Linked DNA regions of Homo sapiens: region 2 is linked to region 1. Evidence: chromatin contacts called from ENCODE Hi-C or POLR2A ChIA-PET data. All regions are on one chromosome and are shown on one strand. The core of a region is the stretch at or near the end of the contact, and the rest is flanking DNA. Distances in the headings are between cores, read along the strand shown. Region 1 holds the start of SLC39A13 (solute carrier family 39 member 13). Region 2 holds the start of CSTPP1 (centriolar satellite-associated tubulin polyglutamylase complex regulator 1).

The links. Hi-C counts contacts between places; a loop is a spot of excess contacts on that map. ChIA-PET counts read pairs that join two places held with the same protein, here RNA polymerase II (POLR2A). Pooled maps may share reads with other maps.
Region 2: a loop to region 1 is called in a map of CD8-positive, alpha-beta T cell, with 4 times the contacts of the local background. The contact joins the promoter of CSTPP1 here to the promoter of SLC39A13 in region 1. A Hi-C loop is called at or near these places in 4 of 168 maps with a recorded cell type or tissue (CD4-positive, alpha-beta T cell, CD8-positive, alpha-beta T cell and naive thymus-derived CD4-positive, alpha-beta T cell), 5 of 37 single-sample maps with no recorded cell type and 12 of 50 pooled maps. POLR2A ChIA-PET finds 5 or more read pairs at or near these places in 3 of 52 experiments (H1, activated B cell and activated T-cell).

Annotation. Positions count from the first base shown.
Region 1 is chr11:47,407,174-47,409,873 of GRCh38, forward strand. It overlaps SLC39A13 (solute carrier family 39 member 13), which reads left to right and starts at 1,417. Exons shown (of 10, transcript NM_001128225.3): 1 at 1,417-1,489. It overlaps SLC39A13-AS1 (SLC39A13 antisense RNA 1), which reads right to left and starts at 2,109. Exons shown (of 4, transcript NR_182308.1): 1 at 1,779-2,109. RefSeq lists enhancers at 699-1,521, 1,810-2,676, 2,677-2,700 and a silencer at 930-1,719.
Region 2 is chr11:46,935,397-46,938,096 of GRCh38, forward strand. CSTPP1 (centriolar satellite-associated tubulin polyglutamylase complex regulator 1) reads left to right here and starts at 1,365. Exons shown (of 9, transcript NM_024113.5): 1 at 1,365-1,455. The coding sequence starts at 1,410. RefSeq lists an enhancer at 1,223-1,432.

The DNA of each region.
Region 1 (2,700 bases), core at 167-2,666:
GAAGTCCTAGGGCAGGATCCCTGAGTAGCTTTTCTTTGCCAAGAAACTAACCCAGGGATTCCATTTTGGAACTCAGGGAGGGAACAGAACGTCCTGGCAGTTGTATGGGCCCGGTGGGGTGAGATGGACAGAAAGCTTCAGAAGACAAGCTGGGCCACCAGGGAGAAGTTGGCGGTCTAAGGAAGGCCAACAGTGCAACATGAAGTGGGACAGGCACCAGAGGCAGCCCTGAGAGCTGAGTGTGCTCTCAAGAGCCCCAGCAGAGGGGAAAGTGACAGAGTAAATGGTTGGAGCTGCCATGGGAGGCTGATGAGGGTCAGAGACTTAAGAGACCTGTACTCAGTCGCTATCTCTGCCCAAGTGAGTACCCACATGCCCCTTCCTGAATCTTCTCCTGTACTGGCTGATTTCCAGAGAAGAATACAAACTCGAAACGCCAAGCCAGACTCCCACTGCTGTTCAGGACCTAGACGTGAGAAGTGGTATCACATACTCTGGCTTCAGGACACCCAGGTTTGAATCCTGGCTCTGCCATCTGTGCCACTGTGTGACCCTGGGCTAACAGTACCCACCACAATGGGATAATATGAGGATTCAGTGAGATAGTGCGAGTAAAGTGAATAGCACATAGTAGGTGGTCAGTAAATTGCGGTTATAAGAACTGCTATCCAGTGTTTGCTGCCTTAGTCTAACCAAAGAGGTCAGGTCTAGCTTCCTCCAGGTGAGGGAAGCACAGAGCCCTCGCCTCCCAGGTTTGGAGTTCCCATCAGCAGGGTCCAGCCACCATGCATTGGACCCCAAAGGGTTACAAGCCCTGGAGACAGTGGCCTGAGGTTCCCAGTGAAAAACCAAAGCATAAAAATAATTCGATGAGTAAGAATAAAATTCCCTCTTCTGAGGTTCCCGGGGCCAGGCCCCTCCCTGCGGCAGGCACTTCCCCTTTCCCTTGCTCATGGAGGAGCCAGGCCGGGCTGACTCAGAGCAGGAGCGCACAGTAGTCCTCCCAGCCCGACCTGGGCGGCGTGGTCTGGCGGCCGGGCGCGCCCCCGTGCGGCCACGGGCAGACTGCGGCCCTGGACGGGAAGCGGCGGCCAGATCCGCAAGCCCCGCAGCCTGGTCGATCGCGGTCCCCGCAGAGCCGCCGCTTCCGTCCCTGCCCAGCCTGGCTGAGCGCGGTGCGTGTGGCTCTCTCACTTCCGACCGACCCTCCCCTCCGGCCCGCAGCCCTGCCCAAACGGAAGTGCGCCCTCTACCCGGGTCCCCCACCGCCGCGAGGCGGAAGCGCCCTCCCGCCGCCACTCCCCCCGACCCCGCGGCACGCGGCGCCTCGGGTTCCGGACAGGCCCCTTGTGACGTGGCCGCGCGCCGGGGGCGGCCCCGGGCCGGGGGCCGGGCGGCCGGGCGGCCGGGCGGGGCAGAGCCTGGGCGGGGCGCGGCACCGCAGCTGGATGGCTGGGGCCGCCCGGATCGCCGCCGCCGCCGCCGCACGGTGAGTGCCAGCAGGACCCTCGGGGCCCGCGCCCCGGGCGTGATGGACCCGGCCGATCCCTCGCCCCGTCCGACTGGTCCTCATCAGACCTGGGCCGGCTCCCAGGACCCGGGAGTCAGGCTCGCCCGCTTCGGCCTCCTCTCCCCCATCGCTCCGCGCCCCACGCCCCATCCCTCCCTCGCTGTCCTCTCCGCGTCCCACCCGCCTCTCTCTAGCTCTCTCACTCTCTACTTTCCTCTCCCCTTGGACTCTCCGTGTATTCCCTCCCGCTAGCCTGTGGTCCCCTCACCTCTGCGTGACCGCCTCGTCCTGGCCCAGTCTTGCCTGTGGTCCCCAGTGGAGCCCCGCTGGCTTCATCAGTGCCCCTGATTAGTTAAGGCCTGGAGGTCCTAGACATGGGCATCTCTGCCACCACCCAGAGGCAGCTGCTTTCTTCCCCTCCCATCTCCATCAGAAGGTGAGGAAACTGAGGCAGGGACATCACCAGCTCAAGGTCACAGCCAGCCTGAGGCAGAGCAGACCACATTTAAACCTCATGCCCGAGTTTCCAGATGGAACTTCTCGCTTGGTTGACTCACGTCCACATCCTGTGATCGGCCGGCTGGGCACATTCCTGCTGCAGGGAGCCCCAGGCCTTCCCTGGCACAGGCAGGGCCTCTGCGCCTCCTCATGCCGGGTACATCCACCTGCACTTTCAGGCTTATCTCGTCCTCACAGCTGAGGCAGGTGATATTGATCCCTGTCCTGCAGATGAGGGCACTGAGGCTCAGAGGGGGGGCTTCAGAGATTTGCCCAGAGTTAGACAGCTCAAAGTGCAGCATAGAATTCACCGTGGGGGCTCTAAAGCCTGCGCTATACAAGAGAGAGGCATCCCCTGGCTAAAGGCTCCTTCCTCATCAGCCCCATCTCCTGTTGCCCTCAGTGCCCTGGGGACATTGGTCTCATGTCCTAGGAAGAAGCGTGGATGGTCTTGCCCTGGCTCATCTGCTCAGTTTCCCCACGTATGTCTCTCTGAATCCACCCCATCCCCTTAGAAGGGGTGCCTCAGTCTCTGGGGTGTCGCGGGCGGCAGGGCCTCCCCTGGCAGCCAGAGACACCCAGCTGGGCCGGGCCGTGCCGCCGGTGGCTGAGGAGAGCCAGCCAGCGCCTCACCCTGTCATTAGGGAAAGTTTAGCCTCAGGCGGAGGTGCTGACACAGTCTGGAGCTGCTC
Region 2 (2,700 bases), core at 115-2,614, 470 kb before region 1:
ATTTTAAGGGAAAGCAAGAATTAGGAGGTTTGAGGCTCCTTACTGGAGGACGCTAAGAATAGGCCACTCGGAACACAAAGAGAAGAACCTCCTCTTTCCTTTTCCTCCCAGTGTAGGTGGTCTACTGGTTTCCCAGTCATTCCTTTGATAGCTTGATTTTGTTTTCTTTGTCTCTTTTTCACAAACCTCACCTTGTTGGAGGGGGAGGGCACTAAAAAAGTGAGGACAGAGTGGCTTTTTCTGCTATGTCTGAACTGTGTCTAGTGCTACAGATCTCTGACCTGTTGTCAGGAGTGGAGAGGGGCGAAAAGAAATATTTAGGAACTTGAAAACCAGTGAATATTCTCTTAAAGAAGAAGTGAGCAATTGGGCATATAGGGAAAAAAATCTAACTGGTGTCCTCGTTTCTGCAGCCCCTCTCCCTCAAGAAGAGCAATGTCTTGGTAGGAAAAAGGAAAGACACCTGGGAAAGGTACCAAATAGTAAGGGCTAGGAATAGAAAGAAGAACCAAAGATAAAAAGGAATTGAGCCTGGGCGCGGTGGCTCACGCCTGTAATCCCAGCACTTTGGGAGGCCTGAGGCAGGCGGATCACCTGAGGTCGGCGGATCACCTGAGGTCAAGAGTTTGCAGACCAGCCTCGCCAACATGGTGAAACCCCATCTCTACTAAAAACACAAAAAATTAGCCAGGCGGAGTGGCGGGCGCCTGTAATCCCAGCTACTTGGGAGGCTGAGGCAGGAGAATCGCTTGAACCCGGGAGGCGCTGGTTGCAATGAACCGAGATCACGCTACTGCACTCCAGCCTGGGCGACTGAGTGAGAATTGAGAAGAAATGGCAATTAGTTCAGAGGACTTAATGAGTACCTTTTGTGTGTCCAGCCGTCATAGGCAGAAAAGACACATCTCTGACCTCTAGAAGCATCCAGGGTATATGCATACGTAAGCACTTTGTAGCAATTTAAGATAGTAAATACCAAAGAGATAAAAATAGCTAATGGGATACTAAGTGTTTATGGGGGCCAAAGGGCGGGGGCTATTACTGAGTTAGGATAAACAGTGTATAAAAGCAGGGATAGTTATGAAATTCAGAAACTGCGTATATGGGCGGCTGACAGTAATTCTTCGACACTGGGAAACATAACGGATTCAAAAGAATTCTTCATCTCAGATTCCTCTAAAACCAAGTCTTCAAGAATGGGAGTCCAAAGAAACCTGGACCATCGTGAAGCGACTGCCCCCGGAACTTGAGTGGCCAGCTCCACTTTGCGACACGGAGACTGTTTGTGTGACACCTCCTCCAGCTCCCGTCCCCCTTCCGCCGCGTGGGTGCCATGGCAACGGAGAGAGACGGCAACCTGGGTTCCGGAAGCCGGAGAGCTGGAGCTTTGAAGCCACCCCGGTCAAAGGATGCTGAGTCCGGAGCGCCTAGCCCTACCGGACTACGAGTATCTGGGTAGGAACCCCCTTTAACTTTGGGGAGGGAAAGACGTGCAGACGAATTAGGCCAGGGTCTGGGAGGAGGCGGGGGCGGGGTCTGAGTGGGATCGGGTCCGGGTGGTATGGGGAGGGGCGGAGAGGCGGGGGTTCCAGGGCCTGAGCCTGTAAGGCCGAGCAGGAAGGAAAAAAGCACCTGGGAAGTAAAGAATGTTTGAAGTGTAGGGGCTGGAACTCAGGCAATGTGGATTGTGTTCAAATGGGTCAGGTTGGCGTTGAGGATTTGGGGCCCTGTTGGGGTATTATTGATATGCTGGTAGTGGAGTAAGAATAACCTTGGAACCTCAAGTGCCAAATCAGTCAGCGAACATTTCGAGCTTTTCTTTTTCATTAGGCACTGTGCTAAGCATTTTTCATGCATCATTCTTCATTTGAATTTCTCAACAGCCCTAGGAGGAATTACCGTGTTTTCTTCCAGTTTTGCAGGTGGAGAAACTGGGGCTGAAGAGGTAACTTGCGTTAAGTTAGGCCACACAGCTAGAAAATGGTAGCGCTAGGATCAGAACCGGATTTGCCCACTCCAACAGAACTTGAGATATTGACTTGGCTCTTGAGCTAAGACTGTATATGTAGTACTTTGTTGAGCATCTTTAGTGTATAAGGCATTTAATGAATGAAAAAAGGCACACACACGCATAGATATGTACACACACACACATATGCACACAATACACATTTTATTTTATTTTATTTTTGAGACGGAGTCTAGCTCTGTCGCCCGGGCTGGAGTGCAGTGGCGCGATCTTGGCTCACTGCAAGCTCCGCCTCCCGGGTAGCTGGGACTACAGGCGCCCGCCACCTCGCCCGGCTACTTTTTTGTATACTTAATAGAGACGGGGTTTCACCGTGTTAACCAGGATGGTCTCGATCTCCTGACCTCGTGATCTGCCCGCCTCAGCCTCCAAAAGTGCTTGGATTACAGGCGTGAGCCACCGCGCCCGGCCACAATACACATTTTAAATAATTCATAGACTTTTATTTTTTTAAAGACGTTTTGTTTTGTTTTGTTTTGTTTTTTGAGACAGAGTTTCTCTCCTGTTGCCCAGGCTGGAGTACACTGCAACCTCTGCCTCCCGGATTCAAGCGATTCTCCTGCCTCAGCCTCCCGAGTAGTTGAGATTACAGGCATGCGCCACCACGCCAGGTTAATTTTATATTTTTAGTAGAGACGGGGTTTCACCATGTTGGTCAGGCTGGTCTCAAA